2 separate regions of the Homo sapiens genome follow, and region 1 is linked to region 2. A link is an interaction called in ENCODE POLR2A ChIA-PET data of the cell type or tissue named here. Cell type or tissue: Panc1. All regions are shown on one strand. Links, peaks and the distances in the headings refer to the core of each region. The heading gives the core; the rest is flanking DNA. Region 1 has its middle 15 kb from the start of SPIN1. Region 2 has its middle 100 kb from the start of SPIN1.

Evidence for each region. ChIA-PET counts read pairs that join two places held together with the same protein. Peaks named below come from ENCODE experiments on the same cell type or tissue, not always from the same donor. Only the 100,000 strongest peaks of a DNase experiment are listed, where the experiment ranks them.
Region 1: POLR2A ChIA-PET joins it to region 2 with 13 read pairs; 4 of 35 experiments call an interaction of 5 or more read pairs at or near these places.

Annotation. Positions count from the first base shown.
Region 1 is chr9:88,368,538-88,379,124 of GRCh38, reverse strand. It overlaps the pseudogene LOC124902359. Among named protein-coding and RNA genes, the nearest start is that of SPIN1, 15 kb to the left of the region's middle. RefSeq lists an enhancer at 1-830. In Panc1, for the core only: no CTCF peak of the experiment used is centred there; no DNase peak of the experiment used is centred there.
Region 2 is chr9:88,280,871-88,291,457 of GRCh38, reverse strand. No RefSeq gene overlaps it. Among named protein-coding and RNA genes, the nearest start is that of SPIN1, 100 kb to the left of the region's middle. In Panc1, for the core only: no CTCF peak of the experiment used is centred there; no DNase peak of the experiment used is centred there; H3K27ac peaks cover 592 bases.

The DNA of each region.
Region 1 (10,587 bases), core at 4,837-7,336, 86 kb before region 2:
CTCCTGGAGCCTCAGCAAAATCACAAATTGTAGTGCCATGCCCTTCCAGGCTTCTCTCAAACAACTGTCCATGTCTGTATAAAAATAAACAGAGGCCAGGCACGGTGGCTCACACCTGTAATTCCAGCACTTTGGGAGGCTGAGGCGGGCGGATCACCTGAGGTCGGGAGTTCGAGACCAGCCTGACCAACATGGAAAAACCCCATCTCTACTAAAAATACAAAATTCGCTGGGTGTGGTGGCGCATGCCTGTAATCCCAGCTACTCGGGAGGCTGAGGCAGAAGAATCGCTTGAACCTGGGAGGCGGAGGTTGCGGTGAGCCAAGATCACGCCATTGCACTCCAGCCTGGGTGACAAGAGCGAAACTCCGTTCAAAAAAAAAAAAGACAGAAAGAAAAGAAAACCAGAACAGCCCTTCCATTCCCTGGTTCAGCAGTTATCATTATTCATTAGCCTCTGGAGGGGGCACAAAGTGTATATCCACAAGAACATTTACACATCACAGGGTTGGGGAGCGGGGAGACATCACATGGTGCTCAGGAAATGTTTACTGAATGAAGAACTTGAAGAGAGAAACAGCAGGAGCAGAGTTCAGCCATCTGGTCAACTTACCAGGCTTCTTTCCATTTCCCTTGGCTGACTCCCCACCTCCCTACAGGTCATTTTCTGCACAGCAGGCAAATAAATGCTTTTAAATGTCACCTCCTCAGAGAAGCCTCCCCTGACCACCCGCACAAGTAGATTGCCCACTATTATTTCCTTTTACTTACACCCTTATTGTTTCTACTTGTAGCATAGATCCTTTTTGTAACTGCATAGGTATCAGTTTGTTTACTTGTGTATCCTCTGTTCTCATACCCCATTATCAAGTCCAGAGGGCACAACAAACTCTTGTTTTCATTATCAGTATACTCCTAGAGCACGGTAAGGGTTCAACAACTGTTTATTATGAATAAACGCATGACATGGTCAGGGAATACTGGGTCATGTGGATTTATTAGGACACTGGGGTTATGAAGCGCCAGGATATTGGGGGAATTTAAACTCTCCTTGCCCATTCTTACAGAGTTATGTCAAGGATCAAAATAAGTTCTATACAGAACTACACTTTTATAAAGGAGTTTCACCATACAGTTGGAAACCATTTAAGTTGTTCGGTCAGGTTTGTGGGGTAAACTTTGCTGAGTCAATCTGGTGCTGTCTAGAGGAAAATGTAGAGGAGGAATTTTGAGATATAGGAGACCATGTAGAAGACTCTTGTAATAAACTTTTGGAGACAGGATTTGACCTGATGGAGTGCTCATGAAAAAGATAGCATAATAATAATTGTCAGGCTGGGTGCAGTGGCTCACACCTGTAATCCCAGCACTTTCGGAAGCCTAGGTGGGTGGATCACACTGAGGTCAGGAGTTCGAGATCAACCTGGCTAACATGGTGAAACCCCGCCTCTACTACAAATACAAAAATTAGCTGGGCGTGGTGGCAGGCGCCTGCAATTCCAGCTACTCAGGAGGCTGAGGCAGGAGAATCCCTTGAACCCAGGAGGTGGAGGTTGCAGTAAGCTGAGATAGCATCCACTGCACGCCACCTGGGTGACAACAGTGAAACTCCGTCTCAAAAATAATTGTCAAACAGCAAGTAAACTGGGTACTTCACGATCACAGATAATTATTTTATTGGGGAGTGGGATGATGGTTATGTTGAGAAGGAGGATATTTTATAAATGTTTATAAAATGTGTATGTTTATAAATGTATAACCACCTAAAATGTTTACCTTGACTGCTGACTAGACAGAGCCAATTTATCAAGACAGGGGAATTGCAATAGAGAAAGAGTATTTCACACAGAGCCGTACGGAGATGGGAATTTTATTATTACTCAAATCAGTCTCCCCAGGCATTCGGGGATCAGAATTTTTTTTTTTTTTTTTGGTATAGAGTCTCGCCTGTCTCCCAGGCTGGAGTGCAGTGGCGCGATCTCAGCTCACTGCAAGCTCCGCCTTCTGGATTCCCGCCATTCTCCTGCCTCAGCCTCCTGAGTAGCTGGGACTACAGGCGCCCGCCACTGCACCCGGCTAATTTTTTTGTATTTTTTTAGTAGAGACGGGGTTTCACCGTGTTAGCCAGGATGGTCTCGATCTCCCGACCTCGTGATCCGCCAGCCTCAGCCTGTCAAAGTGCTGGGAATACAGGCATGAGCCACCACACCCGGCCTTTTTTTTTTTTTCTTTTTAAGACATAGTTTCGCTCTTGTCGCCCAGGCTGGAATGCAATGGCATGATCTCGGCTCACCGCAACCTCCGCCTCCTGGATTCAAGCGATTCTCCTGCCTTAGCCTCCCAAGTTGCTGGGAATACAGGCATGTGCCACCATGCCCAGCTAATTTTTGTATTTTTAGTAGAGACCGGGTTTCACCATCTTGGCCAGGCTGATCTCGAACTCCTGACCTCGTGATCCACCCGCCTCGGCCTCCCAAAGTGCTGGGATTACAGGTGTGAGCCACCGCACCCAGCCGGGGATCAGAGTTTTTAAGAATAATTTGATGAGTGAGGGGTGGCACCAGTGATTCGGGAGTGCCGATTGGGTCAGAGATGAAATCATAGGGAGTTGAAGCTGTAGTCTTGTGCTGAGTCAGTTCCTGAATGGAGGCCACAAAATCAGATGAGCCAGTTGATCAATCTGGGTGGTGCTGGCTGGTCCATCAAGTGCAGGATATGCAAAATATCTCAAGCAGTGATCTTAGGTTTTACAATAGTGTTGTTATCCCCAGGAACAATCTGGGGAGGGTCAGAATCTTGTAGACTCCAGCTGCATGACTCCTAAACCATAATTTCTAATCTTTTGACTAATTCGTTAGTCCTACAAAGACAGTCTAGTTCCCAGGCAAGAAGGGAGTTTGTTTTGGGAAAGGGCTGTTAACATCTTTGCTTCAAACTATAAACTAAGTTATTCCCAAAGTTAGTTCAGCCTACCCCCAGGAATGAACAAGGACAGCTTGGAGGTTAGAAGCAAGATGGAGCTAGTTAGGTTAGATCTCTCTCTCTCTCTCTCTCTCTCTCTCTCTCTCTCTCTCTATATATATATATATATATATATATATATATTTTTTTTTTTTGTTTGTTTGTTTGTTTTTGTTTTTTATTATACTTTAAGTTCTAGGGTACATGTGCACAACGTGCAGGTTTGTTACATATGGATACATGTGCCATGTTGCTGTGCTGCACCCATTAACTCGTCATTTACATTAAGTGTATCTCCTAATGCTATCCCTCCCCCCTCCCCCCACCCCACGACAGGCCCTGGTGTGTGATGTTCCCCTTCCTGTGTCCAAGTGTTCTCATTGTTCAGTTCCCACCTATGAGTGAGAACATGCAGTGTTTGGTTTTTTGTCCTTGCAATAGTTTGCTGAGAATGATGGTTTCCAGCTTCATCCATGTCCCTACAAGGACATGAACTCGTCATTTTTTATGGCTGCATAGTATTCCATGGTGTATATGTGCCACATTTTCTTAATTTAATCTATCGTTGGAAATTTGGGTTGGTTCCAAGTCTTTGCTACTGTGAATAGTGCTGCAATAAACATACGTGTTCATGTGTCTTTATAGCAGCATGATTTATAATCCTTTGGGTATATACCCAGTAATGGGATGGCTGGGTCAAATGGTATTTCTAGTTCTAGATCCCTGAGGAATTGCCACACTGACTTCCACAATGGTTGAACTAGTTTACAGTCCCACCAACAGTGTAAAAGTGTTCCTATTTCTCCACATCCTCTCCAGCACCTGTTGTTTCCTGACTTTTTAATGATCGCCATTCTAACTGGTGTGAGATGGTATCTCATTGTGGTTTTGATTTGCATTTCTCTGATGGCCAGTGATGATGAGCATTTTTTCATGTGTCTTTTGGCTGCATAAATATCTTCTTTTGAGAAGTGTCTGTCATATTCTTCGCCCACTTTTTGATGGGGTGGTTTTTTCCTTGTAAGTTTGTTTGAGTTCTTTGTAGATTCTGTATGTTAGCCCTTTGTCAGATGAGTAGATTGCAAAAATTTTCTCCCATTCTGTAGGTTGCCTGTTCACTCTGATGGTAGTTTCTTTTGCTGTGCAGAAGCTCTTTAGTTTAATTAGATCCCATTTGTCAATTTTGGCTTTTGTTGCCATTGCTTTTGGTGTTTTAGACATGAAGTCCTTGCACATGCCTATGTCCTGAATGGTATTGCCTAGGTTTTCTTCTAGGGTTTTTATGGTTTTAGGTCTAACATTTAAGTCTTTAATCCATCCATCTAGAATTAATTTTTGTATAAGGTGTAAGGAAGGGATCCAGTTTCAGCTTTCTACATATGGCTAGCCAGTTTTCCCAGCACCATTTATTAAATAGGGAATCCTTTCCCCATTGCTTGTTTTTGTCAGGTTTATCAAAGATCAGATAGTTGTAGATGTGTGGTATTACTTCTGAGGGCTCTGTTCTGTTCCATTGGTCTATATCTCTGTTTTGGTACCAGTACCATTCTGTTTTGATTACTGTGGCCTTGTAGTATAGTTTGAAGTCAGGTAGTGTGATGCCTCCGGCTTTGTTCTTTTGGCTTAGGATTGACTTGGCAATGCGGGGTCTTTTTTGGTTCCATATGAACTTTAAAGTAGTTTTTTCCAATTCTGTGAAGAAAGTCATTGGTAGCTTGATGGGGATGGCATTGAATCTATAAATTACCTTGGGCAGTATGGCCATTTTCACGATATTGATTCTTCCTATCCATGAGCATGGAATGTTCTTCCATTTGTTTGTACCGGTGCTCTACACGTTCAGAGAAACTTCTTTAGTAACGAACTATAGAAATGATCCCTGAAAGTATAGTCTTAGGTTAGATCTCTTCTACTGTCTCGGTTATACTTTTGCAATGGCGGTTTCAGAATTCTGAAGACAAAGTATGAGTATTTGTCTTAATAGATACAACACCTACACAATGATATCATCTACACAATGATATCAAAATTTTAGATCTGCCAATTTAGTAGGTGAATTTATCATATCCTGTGGTAATCTGGATTTGCATTTATCTTATTAGTATAGGAGAAGTTGATCTCTTTTCATATATTTAAAAGTAATTTGTTCCTAAGGAATCCTCTAAAAAACTCTTAGAACTAACAGGCCAGATGCGGTGGCTCATGCCTGTAATCCCAGCACTTTGGGAGGCTGAGGCAGGCGGATCACCTGAGGTCAGGAGTTCGAGACCAGCCTGACCAACACGGAGAAACCCCATCTCTACTAAAAATACAAAATTAGCCGTGTGTGGTGGCACATGCCTGTAATCACAGCTACTCAGGAGATAGTGCCATTGCACTCCAGCCTGGGCAACAAGAGCGAAACTCTGTCTCAAAAAAAAAAAAAAAAAAAAACTCTTAGAACTAATAAATGAGTTCAGCAAGGTTTTAGGATGTATGATCAATATATAAAAATCAGTTGTATTTCTATACAGTAGCAATGAACAAACTGAAAATGAAGTTAAGAAAACAATTCTACTTATAACAGATTCCAAAAGAATAAAATAATGTTGAAGGTAATTAAAGTCCAAAATAAGTTTAAAAGCATCCTATATTCATGAATTGAAAGACAAATTCATAGAGACAAATTATATTGATGCCTAGGACTGGGGGGAATGGGGAATTGAGGGGTAATGGCTAAGGAGTACATGGTTTCTGAAACTGCCTTTGCAAAATTACTTAAATGGCTACCAGACATTATTCCAGAGGTCACAAGATTAGCAACTTCCCCAATTATTCCTGTAAATAACATCACTACGTAGACCCTAAGATTGGCGTTTTGAAATGTCTTTCCAGACTTTGCATTTTTTACTACTAGATAGCCCCACCCAGGCCCATGACTCAGCCAGTCCTGGGGCACCCACCAAGAAGCCGACTCAGACATAAGGATCATTTTCCATACCCCTATGATTGAATCCTCAACCAATCATCAGCACCTATAACCTCACTCCCTGCCCACCGAACTATCTTTAAAACACCCTAACCTTTAAGCCTTTGGTAATATTGATTTGAGTAGTAACTCCGTCTCTCATGTGATGTGACCAGCCTCACATCAATTGAAGTCTTCCTTTACTGCAATTTCGTGGTCTCAGTGAATTATTATAATTTTGTCTTTGCAATTGAAACCATCTTTGTAAAATTATGACTGAGACAGTGAAAGAGATCTAACCTAACCAACTCCATCTTGCTTCTAATCTCCAAGCTGTCCTTGTTCATTCCTGGGGGTAGGCTGAACTAACTTTGGGAAAAACTTAATTTATAGTTTATAGTTTAAAGTTTATAGTTTAAAACAAAGACCCTAATAGTCCTTTTCCCAAAGCAGACCTCCTTCTTGCCTGGGGACTAGACTGCCTTTGTAGGACTAACGTTAGCCATAAGATTAGAAATTATGGTTTAGGAGTCATGCAGCTGGAGGCTACAAGATTCTGACCCTCTCTAAGTTGCTCCTAAGATCAGAGCTTGAGATATTTTGCAGACCCTGCACTTGATGTGTCAGCTGGCTCCACCCAGATCAATAAACTGGCTCATCTGATCTTATTTTCCCCAACCAGGAACTGACTCAGTCCAAGAAGACAGCTCTCACTCCCAGTGATTTCATCCCCTACCAATCAGCACTCCCAGCTCACCGGCTTTTCCCAACCCACAAAATTGTCCTTAAAAACTCTGCTCCCTGAATGCTCAGGGAGACTGATTTGAGTAATAATAACACTCTAGTCTCCTGGACAGCTGGCTCTGAGTGAATTACTCTTTCTGTATTGCCATTCCCCTGTCTTAATAAATCAGCTCTGTCTAGGCAGAGGGCAAGGTGAACCCGCTGGGCAGTTACACAATGGGCAGGAAGAACTTGTCAAGTGCTTACATTTCTTTCTGGAGTAATAAAAATATTCCAAAATTGATTATGATAATAGATGCATAAGTATGAATATATAAAAGCTGAATTGTATGATTTAAATGAGTAAAGTATATAGTACATGAAATGTATCTCAAAAAAGCTGTTAAGAGAATAAAACAAAAAAAATTGGAAATTTATTTCTTGTAAATTGTCCATGTTGTGGTCTAATCTATTTGGATTTTGTCTTTTTTCCTTGATTTACAGGAACTCCTTACATGTTGAAGAATATTAGTCTGTTGTCACATATGTAGCAAAATTTTTAACCAATTTTTTATTTCGGTTTTTATTTTGTTTATGGTATTTATTTTCCTGCAGTGGTGCAATCATCAGCTCACTGTGTCCTCAACCTCTAGGGCTCAAGCAATCCACCCACCTCAGCGTTCCAAGTAAATGAGGTCCCAGGCACATAACATCATGCCCTAGCCAATTTGCTATTTTTTGTAGAGAGGAGGTCTTGCAGTCTCAAACTCCTGGGCTCAAGTTATCCTCGTGCCTTAGCCTCCTGAAGTGCTGGGATTACAGGCATGAGCCACCATACCTGGCCTAAAATTTGTGTATAATCAAATTTGGCACTATTTTCTTACACTGCTTCTTTAGTTTTTACAATGTTTAGAAACATCTTTCCCATACTAAGATAATGCATTTTTCTACTCTCATGTTCAGAAACACTTGAACACTTTGAAACATAAAAGTTTAAACACTTTTATGTTTAAAAACTTCAAATTATAGAATAAAACCTTAAGCACTGGAGAGGATTAATTTTGATTTTGTCTTTATTTATTTATTTCTGAGACAGAGTCTCTGTCGCCCAGGCTGGAGTGCAGTGGCACACGATCTCAGCTCACTGCAACCTCTGCCTCCCTGGTAAAAGTGGTTCTCATGCCTCAGCCTCCCAAACAGCTGGGAATACAGGCGCACGCCATGATGCCTGGCTAATTTTTGTATTTTTAGTAGATACGGAGTTTTGCCATGTTGGCCAGGCTAGTCTCCAACTCCTAACCTCAGGTGATCTGCCTACCCTAGCCTCCCAAAGTACTGGGATTACAGGGGCAAGCCACCAAGCCCAGCCTATTTTGTCTTTTTTTTTTTTTTTTTTTTTGAGACGGAGTTTTGCTCTTGTCACCCAGGCTGGAGTGTAATGGCACAATCTTGGCTCACTGCAACCTCCGCCTACTGGGTTCAAGCCATTCTCCTGCCTCAGCCTCCCGAGTAGCTGGGATTACAGGCATGAGCCACCACGCCCAGCTAACTTTTGTATTTTTTAGTAGAGACGGGGTTTCACCATGTTGGCCAGGCTAGTCTCGAACTCCTGACCTGAGGTGATCCACCCTCCTCGGCCTCCCAAAGTGCTGGGATTACAGGCGTGAGCCACCGCACCCAGCCCGCCTATTTTGTCTTTAAACATGTTTTTCATATGGCTCACAATGTCAAATAATCAAAATATTCCACTTTCATTCTCTATCAAGTGTAAATGTTAGTTTATATAGCTAGCCCACAGATAATTTCCTTAAAACAAAAGACAAGCTTTCCAAAGGATTACTAGTTCTCCATGTGCATCTGTGTTTGAGACTGTCTGTTCCTGTGTGTGAGAGACCAACCAATCCCCTCCTCCCCTGGCCAGATTTGCCCTGAGGGTATAAAGTGTAAGTGCTCACTTCTTTGATGTGAAAACCATAAATCACCAGCATGTAATAGAATAGATTAAATCTAAGAAACCACAGTGCTTTCAAACAGTGACCTTGAGGGGTGGTTACTTTCACAGTTTTCCTCCAAGACTAGGTCATCTACTGACTATAGTCAGAGTGTACATGATAAGTGCCCAGCTTCAGTGGGGATGCTAGGCCTGCCCACAACCTCTCTCGGTGTCACGATGAGTCTGAGGGCTGCACAAAGGCTGGGGCACAGACAGGGGAGCCTTGGCATTCCAGCAGATAATACACATCCCAGATAATACTTAACTAGTGTTCCATTATTGGAACTCTAAGCTTGTGGGAGTTATTTATATCCTACTGCTCAAGATCATTGCCAAGATCTGACTTTTCACACAAAAAATTGCAACCTCCAGCATAAATGAGTTAAGGTGTAGCCAGGCCAGGACAGAAGGGACACCCCAAGACTCAGCCAACACACTAACTCCTAGAGAACAAACACTCTCATGCCCTGATCCAAAGCCCTCCACCTTTCATGGCATCACCAACTTTCTCCTGCCCAGGCAGAGGAAGGGATCTTTATCACGGGACAGGAGAGCGCTGATCTCATCCAATCTTTCCATATTCCTAAAGTAGATATATCTTTAGAGATTTGACATTTAAGAGAAAAAAAAAGAAAAGAAAAAAGAAATTTGGCATTTGAGTCTCAAACAGACCTTGCAGACTTCAAAACTTTGTTGTCTCAAACTAAAATCTCTGCCTTGAGATCTCAGAAGCCTATTTTGCAAACCAAAGGCCAAGAACTGTGTTCATTATCTTCAGTCTTCTGATCATCCTTTGAGGCAGGAGTGTTGGAATGTTCTACACAGATGAATTCCAAGTGTGTTTGGGCAGTTAAAAACCTGTTGAGCATGCCCATATGTGAATGTACCATGTGCGCACGCGTGTGTGTGTAGCTGTTACCTACATATGAAAAAATGGCCCAAGTTTAGCTGATTTTTCTATGCCTTAGTTATCAATTAAATATGTCAACATTGTCATCACCTCTCCCCCTCAAACTACATGATTTAGAAATTATTGCTTCAGATTCCTGGGTTGAGAGTGAACCACTGCAGAACAAGGAAATCTGGGTGTTCGTGGTGGGAATACATCAGTGGGTACTTCCCAGATCATCTGCACAAAAGGAACCATGCCTGGCCAGAGGACTTGGGGTGATGTTGTGCTAATGATGATGTCGTGTTAATAGGAGTTGAAGACTTAGAGGCCTCCCAAAGTTCTGGGATTACAGGCATGAGCCACCGCCCAGGCTGCTGTTTTTTTTTTTTGTTTTTTTTTTGAGACAGTTTTGCTCTGTCGCCCAGGCTGGAGTGCAATGGTGCGATCTCCTGCCTCAGCCTCCCAAATAGCTGGGATTACAGGTGCCTGCCACCACACCCAGCTAATTTTTGTATTTTTAGTAGAGACCGGGTTTCACCATGTTTGCCTGGCTGGTCTCAAACTCCTGACCTCAGGTGATCGCCCGCCTCAGCCTCCCAAAGTGCTGGGAATACAGGCGTGAGCCACTGTGCCCAGCCTTGCTGTTTTTACAGTTAAATGCAAAGGCTTTTATGAGAAACCTATGAGGCCTGGGCATCTCATTTGCATAAGGTGCAAATTTCTGGTAGCTCCACCCCATCTTCCTAATGTGCACACGGGCCCTTCCTTAGCTTGAGTTACTCCATATTGCTCTGTTCCCCTTACTGCCTATGTGTCAGGGTACAGAATTTTCCATTGCGGGCATGTCACCTATATATCCTTTCTTTTTTTTTTTTTTTTTTTTTTTTGAGATGGAGTCTTGCTCTGTCGCCCAGGCTGGAGTGCAGTGGCACAATCTGGGCTCACTGCAAGCTCCACCTCCCGGGTTCACGCCATTCTCCTGCCTCAGCCTCCCAAGTAGCTGGGACTACGGGCACCCGCCACCACGCCCGGCTAATTTTTTGTATTTTCAGTAGAGACGGGGTTTCACTG
Region 2 (10,587 bases), core at 3,331-5,830:
TTGGGAGCAGGGTTAAGGGTGTCTGATGACTTCAGACGTGTCCTCCCAAACTGTACTAAATCACAGTTGCCTTAGGCTGGGCCAACCATAAACAGCTCTATGGGACCAGGTACCTGCGTTCAGCCTGTGCCCTGTCACTTGGACTGTAAGGTGGGAGGGCTCGTCAGGACACCTTTGCAAGCTGGGGTTTCTCATGGGTCAAGGGTAGCTACTGCCACCTGCCCAGCAGGTTTGGAAGGCCATTTGAGGGCAGCCAAGGGTTTTGAAATGAAAATTCTTCAAAGGATTCTCGAGAGTGCTGAAGGCATCAATGCTGGGCAAGCCTCAGGGAGGCACAGGCCCTGGAGACAGCAGAGGGACATGGGGGAGACGTGGTGTCAGCAGTGAGACGGGGCTTTCGGGAGGAGAAAGAGAGAGTCCAAGACGGGATTGCTGAAGACAGGTGGGCAAAAGGCCTTTCTGGCCCCCAGGATGACTAAAAGATTGGAGAAGGTCTCTTAGAGACGGCTTCAAGGTTTGGGACATCTTAGAGAAAAACAGGTTTTAGTCATGGGAGGAACTGGGAAGAGCTTTTCCCCAAATCTGGACAATGGAGTTATTGATTCATTAGTAGACCAAAGGGGGACAATTAAAGGGGAACTAGGAGGAGAGATGGGAGATGAGACAAAGGGCAGGAGCACCTAGGCGGGTTGAATTGCGTGAAGGAGGGGTTACCACTGTGTGCCCATCGAGAGGCAAGAAACCTGGAATCACAGAGGAGACCTTGAGCAGAGTTTGGCAACTCTTTTTTGTTGTTATTTTTTGAGATGGGGTCTCACTCTTTTAGCCAGGCTGGAGTGAAATAGTGTCATCTCGGCCCACTGCAACCTCCCTCCTGGGTTCAAACTATTCTCCTGCCTTAGCCTTCTGAGTAGCTGGGATTACAGGCATGCACCACCACACCCAGTGAATTTTTTGTGTTTTTAGTAGAGACAGGGTTTAGGCATGTTGGCCAGGCTGGTCTTGAACTCCTGACCTCAGGAGATCTGCCAGCCTCAGCCTCCCAAAGTGCTGGGATTACAGGTGTGAGCCACCACGCCTGGTCAGAGTTTGGCAAGTCTTGAGGGAGAGATGAGCATCATGAATGTATGGACTTGTAGAATGGACAGGCCTCAGGCTCGCTGGACACTGGATCCAGCCTGGGCTGCAGGTCTCAGCACAGCCAGAATAGTCTCTATCATTGTAACCTTTGCGCCCACAGGACCCAGCGTGCACTCCAGGTTGTTCTTGAAGAGTAGGTTACTCCAGAAATGCTTGTTTGGTGAAGACTGTCTGATGGAGGGGGAGAAAGATTTGCCCTTAAAGTGACATTGACAGGGAATGCTCATGTACATTCACGCACACGTGGGAATTCTGGAAACTATGCAATGGAATACGGTGCTCAGCTTCCAGTGTGATGGATACGCAAGATCTCTCCTTTATTTTATTTTTTGTCACCGATGCAAGGTTTTGAAAATGAAAGGACCATATTCTGCCATATTCCAATGTGTGATTCAAAGGAAAATTATTCATCACTAGCAAAGAAAAAAAAATGAAACTCTGTGTAGCTTTCTTCCAGAAGTAATTAACTGGTAGTTGTCACTGATTTATGTGACAGCTGAGATTTAATGCAGAACAAGGCAGTAATGCCTTCGTGCAATGGTGTAAAGGTGACAAGGTCTCTAAAGCAGCCTGAGTGTGCAGTCGCGTTCTAGCTGCTGCCGTGCAGGCCTGGGGAGGGAGGGCGCTCCAACATGACTGTAGCAGGGCGCCATGGAGTGGGCGCTGTTGATTCTCACACTTGGGGATTGATTTCCTTAATGTCTTTGTGGCAGATTCTATTTGTTCAGATTGGCCACAACTGCATTTCTGGTCCCATGGGCTCCTCCTGAGCCTTGTCACCCCCGACCAAGACGTTGCATCTCTGTTCTCTCACCTGTAACCAGGTTGAGCCTTTGTGACTCCGGCCAGAGGAAGAAACTGCGTGGCTTCTTGGTTTCCCCCCAGACTCACTTTTGGCCAGAGAGGCTTCCCCCCACTGCCAACCCCCATGGGCAGCATCACCTGAGCTTCCTTGCTGGGGTCAGCCAGAGCAAGGCAACAGGAGGAAATGAGGGCAACAGGAGGGAATGAGCCTAGGTTGGTCAAATCTTCAGAGCAACCCAGCTTCTGCTTGGCTCTCTCTCAGGAGCCCTAAGCCACTGTCCAAGTGGACTGGCTACTCTGGGGCCACTGTCTAGGGCACCAACGTGCAGCCACCACAAGGTTCCATCACATGGAGCAAAGCTGTGCCGTCCCACCAAGCCCTGCCCGAATCACAGATCTGTGGGCTAAAGACGTGGTGGTTGTTTTAAGCCACTAAGTTTTGATGTAGTTTGTTGTGCAACAACTGTGCTGGAAGCATCTCTATTTATCTTTTCAGACACTCTCGTTTTGGGGATATCTTAGAGACTGGGAACCAGAGAGCACAAACAGAGGAGATGGATTCCCACATCTTCACCATCATAGGCCTCGGTGTGTCTGATTTCTATGACCTTCTAGGATTCCCCAGCAAATTCCCAGTGCTTTGGGTCAGGTTATTTTTATTTTATTTTTTTTGAGACAGAGTCTCGCTCTGTTGCCCAGGCTGGAGTGCAGCGGCACAATCTTGGCTCACTGCAAACACCGCCTCCCAGGTTCACACCATTCTCATGCCTCAGCCTCCCAAGTAGCTGGGACTACAGGTGCCCGCCACCACACCCGGCTAATTTTTTGTATCTTTAGTAGAGATGGGGTTTCACCGTGTTAGCCAGGATGGTCTCGATCTCCTGACCTCGTGATCTGCCCGCTTTGGCCTCCCAAAGTGCTGGGATTACAGGCATGAGCCACCGCACCTGGCATAGGTCAGGTCATTTAGTTGTTAGATGTTTAAGGCTCTTTATGTATACATATACATGTATGTATGTTTGTTCTAAATACATCAAAATATAAATAACATCCAGGAATCAAAAGACAGAGGAAGATCACTCATGTGTCATCTGTCTGTATCTGTCACAATCCTGGCAGGACACACTAAAGGTATTAATAATTTATCTGAAAAGAGTTTAATGAAGAGATTCTTTATAGAGTTGGGTAAAGAAACCAACAAAGGATGGGGAGGCACCAGGGACTATAAAGACTGGGTAGTGGTTACTCCCAGCCCTGAAGGGCAAGAAGAATGTTTGCTGGGATCAGAAGCTGGTGAGGGCTTGGAGCCAGGGACAGGACCACATGGAACACAGCCAGTCCAGGCTGCAGCAAGGGAGGAGGAGCAGAACAACTTCCTTGTCATCTTTCTCTCCTCCCACCCTTGTTCCTTACTGTTGCCTTGTGCTGGCTGACCCCAGCTAGAAGCCAGAGGCAAGGGAGCTCAGGTGATGCTGCCCCTTGGGGGCGGTGGAGTCAGGGGCAGCCTCCCTGGCCAAAAGCGAGTCTGGGGGCAAACCAAGAACAGCTGGCCTGCTCTGCCTCTGCCGCACTACTGGTCCACAGCTCATGTATCAGGGAGGCGCCCCAATTTTAGGGGTTGAGGTTACTTAGGCTTTGAACAAAAGAGAGTTTTTGAGATCAATACAATGATGGCTACGTAAAAATAAAGTCCCTACATAATAACATCTAGCTTGAATAACAAGCTTAGCACATTAATGTACCAGATAAAGGATTTCTTTTTTCTTTTCTTTTTTTTTTTTTTTTTTTTTTGAGACAGAGTCTCAAAAAAAGCCTGTCGTCCAGGCTGGAGTGTAGTGGCGTGATCTCAGCTTACTGCAACTCTGCCTCCTGGGTTTAGGTGATTCTCCTGCCTCAGCCTCCCAAGTAGCGGGGACTACAGGTGCACACCACCATGCCCGACTAATTTTTGTATTTTTAGTAGAGATGGGGTTTTGCCATGTTGGCCAGGCTGGTGTCAAACTCCTGACCTTAAGTGATCCACTTGCCTTGCCCTCCCTAAGTGTTGGGATTACAGGCATGAGCCACCACACCTGGCCAGATAAAGGATTTCTTATAGTCAAATTCTTTGGTGCCTGATCCTCCAGTGAGCTCCAATTTTTACCCACCTGTTTACCCTAAATATCTCTGGGGCAGGTAGAATTCTGAGATGACCTTCAAGATTCCTGCCCCCTGGTGCACACATACCTCCTCTGTTTTTCAAACACTTACCCAAGTCCTCTTCTGCTTTCTTTTGTTTATTTTGAGACAGAGTCTTGCTCTGTCACCCACACTGGAGTGCAGTTGTCCCCTGACCAAACTGAGGGTTAGGCTGCTATTTCTTGTGGCCCAGTAGTGAGATGCAGACGAACTGGGGAGGAAGAGAGTTTTTATTTTCTGCAACCAGTTACAGGGAGAAGGCCTGGAAACTATTGCCAGAACAACTCAAAATTACAAAGTTTTCCAGAGCTTATACACCTTCAAAGCTATATGTCTTTTTTGTTTGTTTGTTTTGTCTGCTTTTTTTTTCCTTTTTGTGGAGAACAGGGTATCATTATATTGCCCAGGCAAGCCTCAAACTCCTGGGCTCAAGCTATCCTCCCACCTCTGCCTCCCTGAAATCTGGGATTACAGGCATGAGCCACCACGCCCGGCTAAGCTATATGTCTATGTGTAAGTGTGAATTCATCTGAAGACATTAGTGATTAACTTCTTTTAATCTATAACTAAGGTCTGAGTCCTGAAGCCCTTCCTCTGGAGCCTCAGTAAATTTATTTAATCTAAATGAGTCCAGGTGCTGGGGTGATTACCCTTATCCCGTCTCCTGCTGTGATTACAGACGTGAGCCACCTCACCTGGCCTCTTTAATACTTTTATTATAAAAATTTGAAAATGGGTTGGGCACCCATCCCGAGTAGCTGGGATTACAGATGTGCGCCATCACACCTGGCTAATTTTTGTATTTTTAGTAGAGACAGGGTTTCGCCATGTTGGCCAGGATGGTCTCGATCTCCTGACCTTGTGATCTGCCCACCTTGGCCAACATGGCGAAACCCCACTACTCTGGAGGCTGAGGCAGGAGAGTCCCTTGAATCCAGGAGGTGGAGGTTGCAGTGAGCCGAGATCACGCCACTGCACTCCAGCCTGGCGACAGAGTGAGACCTCGTCTCAGAAAAAAAAAAAAAAGATAATAATAATACTGTTATGGGCTGAATTGCTTCCTCCCAAAATTCACGTGCTGAAGTCCTAACCCCAGTACATTATTCTACCATTTATTTATGCAGTGGGAAAAAAAATATATTGCTTAGCTTTGAAATCTGAGTAGCAAGCACAAAACTAGCCATCTAAGAGAAGGTCAATATTGTCATCGTTAGATAAAGATTTTCAGCGGAAAAGAAGCTGTAGAGAATTTCTGGGATGTAATCTGGCCCTAGTTTGGGGCGAGGTCGTGAGACAGCCCTGGGAAACAGGGGACTTACTCCATTTGGGGCAGCTGTGATAGGGCTAGGACTTGCATATCTGGCAGGAATATGGTCAGAGAAAGTGGGCTGCTCTGAATTTTGTTTTTCTAAGCTTAGTGTGGCTTATACCTACCTTTTAGGCAAACATCAAAGTAAATCATGTTGTGGGATGAAATGAAAGTACTCAGACAGACATGGAAGGGCTGTCAGAAGTCTCATGATCAAAACAAATCACATATATATAGAAAAGAATCTGAGGCAAGCTAACATGATTGAATTCTCAGGTTAAAAGGATAACAAAATAGCAACAGGGATTCTGGTGATGATACCTCTCCTTCTCTTGGTCATGCTGGTTCAATCAATCTGGTTGGACTGGCTTCCCTCTATGTTGGGGCTCTGTCCCTGCCCTGAGACATCCCCTCCCATCATCTTAGGGATCCCCTTTTCTGCTATCCATTGCTGCATCTCTTGTTTCCTGGTTTACACTCTCACTGAAGTTGAGTATATTCTTCAGTAGGTTCTGGAGGAAGGGTGCATGTCACATTGCATGTCTGAAAATGTCATTATTCTACCCTTTTTGATTGATAGTTTGGCTGGATATAGAAATCCTGGATGCCATTCTCATAGCATTTTGAAAGCTGGCTACACTGTCTTCTAGCTGTTGAATGTGGCACCATTCTAATTCATATCCTGTGTGAGTGACTGTCTTTTCTACCTGAAAGCTTGTAAAATCTTTATCCCTGGGCTATGAAATTTCACACTGTAGTGCCTGGATGTGGAACTGTCTTCATCCATTGTGCCAGGTACTCTTTCAATCTGGAAATTTGTGTCTTTTAGTGAGAGACATTTTCTCAAATTATTTCCCTGTAGATTTCCTTTTTTTTTCTCTCTCGCTCTTTCAGAAACTTCTGTTCAGATCTAGGCCTCATCCTATGATTTTTTTTTTTTCTTTTCACTCGTGTTTTCCATCTGTCTTTTTATTTTAATTTTTGGGTGATTTCCTCAACTTTTTCATCTAACCCTTATCCTGAGTTTTAAAATTTCTACTATAATTAAGAACCCTCTAACACTCTAAACATTTATTTTTCATAGTACCTTGTTATTGTTTCTCATATCTCTCTGAAGATATTAATGATTGGTTTTTGTTTCTTAAAATCTTCTTGCATTATCTGTGTTTATTCTGTGTTGTTTTCAGATGCTTGTGCGTTTGTTTGCTGGTTTGGTCCCTTTCTTCCATGTTAGATGCTTTCCTCAGATGTCTGGTAATTTTTGGCTGCCTGGATTAAGAAAGGAGGACAAAAAGGTGTTGGGAGCTCTGAGCACTTAGATGGGCTTCATGATTTTGAGCTTCACTGTAAAATAACCTAAGTTGGTCTTTTTTTTTTTTTTTTTTTTTTTTTTTTTTTTTTTTGAGACAGAGTCTCGCTCTTTCGCCGAGGCTGGAGTGCAGTGGCGCGATCTCTGCTCACTGCAAGCTCCGCCTCCCGGGTTCACGCCATTCTCCTGCCTCAGCCTCCCAAGTAGCTGGGATTACAGGTGCCCGCCACCACGCCCGGCTAATTTTTTATATTTTCAATAGAGACGGGGTTTCACCTTGTTAGCCAGGATGGTCTCAATCTCCTGACCTCGTGATCCGCCCGCCTCGGCCTCCCAAAGTGCTGGGATTACAGGCGTGAGCCACCGCGCCCAGCCCCTAAGTTGGTCTTTTATCTGCTAGGGAAACTCTGAGGTCAGCATCTTTAGGTTTTTTCCCTGAGGCAGGTTAGATACTTCACTGGAAATTCTTCTAATTTTGGCTGGGCACAGTGGCTCATGCCTGTAATCCCAGCACTTTGGGAGGCTGAGGCGGGCAGATCACTTGAGGCCAGGAGTTTGAGACCAGCCTGGCCAACATGGCAAAACCCTATCTCTACTAAAAATATAAAAATTGGCCGGGTGTGGTGGTGGGTGCCTGTAATCCCAACTACTTGGGAGGCTGAGGCAGGAGAATTGCTTGAACCCAGGAGGCGGAGGTTGCAGTGAGCCAAGATGGCACCATTTCACTCCAGCCTGGGTGACAGAGCAAGACACTGTCCCCCCCCCCCCCCAAAAAAAAAAAGCAAGCAAGAAAAGAAAATTCTAGTTTTCTGCCTGGACACTAAATGTTTGACATCAATAGATCTGAAAGCCTAGGGGTTGAAGTGGGTTGGGTATCTTTGAGTTCAGTAAGCTGTGTGCTGACAGTTACTTAGTCCTTCTGTTCTGATGCACTTCTCAAGACCTTCGATGTCGCTCTCTGTTGAGAACTCTCTCCACCAAGTGAACATCCAAGTTTCTCCCTGATAGGTGGCAAGCTCCAGCAGGTGAAGGCTGAGGGCATCTCAGGATCTGCCTGCTTCTTAAACCCCTTTCACATGAGCCCCCCTCAAGTGACTCCCCACTCTTCCCTCATCTGGGAGCTTTTGGGAAATGGGGTGTCACAAGTGGGATGCTTGTGATTTCCCTAATTTCCAGCTTTCCTTTTGATCTTGGATTTGGCCCTCATAAGCCTGATGAGTCAGTTTCACTCATCTAATTGCTTTCTAGCTTCAAAGTTTGTTGTTGTTGTTGTTGCTCTTGTTTTCTTCATCTTTATGGGTTCATAGTTTATTGCCATTTTGTTTAAATCCCTGTAGTGTGGCCATCACTGGATTCCAGGAATAAGCAGAGTTAAATGCGTTCAATGCCACTTTAAAGAAGGACAGGGCTTGGTGCTTTATTTTAATTTCTCTATTTTCTGGTTTCCACTCTTTCCACTACTATGAACCTCTTGAGGATGAAATTAAATAGTAGCTAGAACTACAAATGTGCTGGGTCAGGAAGAGTTGTTGACCAGCAGCTTCTCAGCAGGGTGGGTTTGAATTTGTTCTTGGCCAGGAGTGGCGTGCTCTCTGCCTTGACTCTGTGCTTTCCCTGTTTTGGCCTGCTATCTCTTATATATGTGTGTTGCTAGGGGCTGTATTTCTCTGCAACTCACTGTATACTCAGTTTTCTTTTTTTTTAAAATATTGAAATAACTCTAATACTAGTTGAGACCTGGCCGCCCTGTGGTAAAGCTTCATAAACTTGGTTGCCCTTTCTGCTTCTTGGTTTTTCTCTTCTCTACCTTCCCTTTCTGGCAGCCCTTTCCCCATCCTTCCCTTCCTTGCTTCTGCAGATGGAGCCCTGCCTGACCTTCCATGGGCTGCTCTCTGTTCCGTGCTGTGAACAGTCTCCCTGCGTGGCTGCTCTCAGGTGGCCAGCCTGAGAATCCTTCCATTTCAGCCTATGGGCTTTCCAGAAGAAAGCCACCTGGAAGAGCAAATTCCACCTGGAAGACTCTGTCTCTAAAAGTAATAATTATAATAATAAATTTAAAGAAAAATAAAATGGGGACATTAGGGGTGGGTTAGGGAGGGAGGGCAGAAACTTAGGGAGACATAACACCTAAGGCCATTTGAGCTACAGGGCTCCCCTGCTGATAGTGGTCCCCTCTGAAATTCCTGACTCTTGACTCATCCTCTGAGCAGGCACCTGAAAGACATGAGCTCATGGCCAGACCACTCTCCTTTTATAGTTAAATGAAAATAAACTTTTCTTTTTTTTTTTTTTTGAGACAGAGTCTCCCTCTGTCGCCCAGGCTAGAGTGCAGTGGTGCGATCTTGGCTCACTGCAAGCTCCACCTCCTGGGTTCACACCATTCTCCTGCCTCAGCCTCCCGAGCAGCTGGGACTACAGGTGCCCGCCACCACACCCGGCTAATTTTTTGTATTTTTAGTAGAGATGGGGTTTAACCGTGTTAGCCAGGATGGTCTTGATCTCCTGACCTCATGATCCTCCCACCTCAGCCTCCTAAAGTTCTGGGATTACAGGCGTGAGCCACTGCGCCCGGCCCTTTTTTTTTTTTTTTTGAGTCGGAGTTTCCCTCTTGTTGCCCAGGCTGGAGTGCAATGGCGCAATCGTGGCTGACCACAACCTCCACCTCCCGGGTTCAAGCAATTCTCCTGTCTCAGCCTCCTGAGTAGCTGGGATTATAAGCATGTGCTACCATGCCCAGCTAATTTTGTATTTTTAGTAGAGATGGGGTTTCTCTATGTTGGTCAGGCTGGTCTCGAACTCCCAACCTCAGGTGATCAGCCCACCTTGGCCTGCCAAAGTGCTGGGATTACAGGCGTGAGCCACTGTGCCAGCCGAAAATAAACTTTTTATATTTTTCTTATTGCAAAAGTGATGTACGGTCATGTAAAAAATGTAGAGAAATAGTAGACAAGCAAGAAAGTAAAATCAGCTTTAATCTATAGATAGCTACTGATCATTGACCATGCTTTGGTGTATACGGCATATACTGCCTGGGCTGCTGGCTCTCTCTCTGAGTATGTGTGTGTGTGTGTCTGTGTGTGTGTTTGTCTCCATGTACATCTACTATCGTAATTGCTGTGTTCACATGAAATGACAAGTGAGTTTCTTTCAAATCATATCCATACTGGATACTCTTGGGATTGATTGATCTCTCGGCCACACTCGAAGGAAGGTAGGATCTCTTCTGGAAGCCTTTTCCAACCAAATGTGTCAGTTCATCCTCCAGGAAGAACAGCAGCAGCAATCACACAGCAGCGGAGCAGGGATGCGGGGGGTTCTGGCTCCCAGGCTCCCTCCTGACCTTTGTTTCTGGGCCATGACTCGCCTTGCTGTTTGAGGTAGGCCACCCCATTCATTGCTACCCTTCACGATTCAGTATGACGTCAGCTCAACAGTTACACTGAAGCCAGGAATTAAGGAGCAAGTACTAGGCTGTTTCCTTGGCAACCCGGCTTCTGTGGGCAGTCGTTGTGGCCATTGATGATCCACAGTTACCACTGGGGGCACAGTGCTCAGCGGAATGAACTAAAATGAGCTTTTTCCAGGGGCATTGGCAGAAATCTAATTCAGAGAGTCGCTTAGGAATCCTCTGGTCCTCAGGTCAGGGAGACCAAAGAAACTTAAAAGACACACCTCTCTGTGGCTTTCATACCTGCAGGCACTTCCTCTTGTCCCTGCTCCCCGCAACCCCAGGCTTCCCTCCTAAACCACAGATCTGAGGGCACTGTGCTCTTGGTTAAATGGCCTTTGACACTTCCTTGAATGGAGAACAAAGCCCAGGTTCCCCAACATGCCATTCCGGAAACCC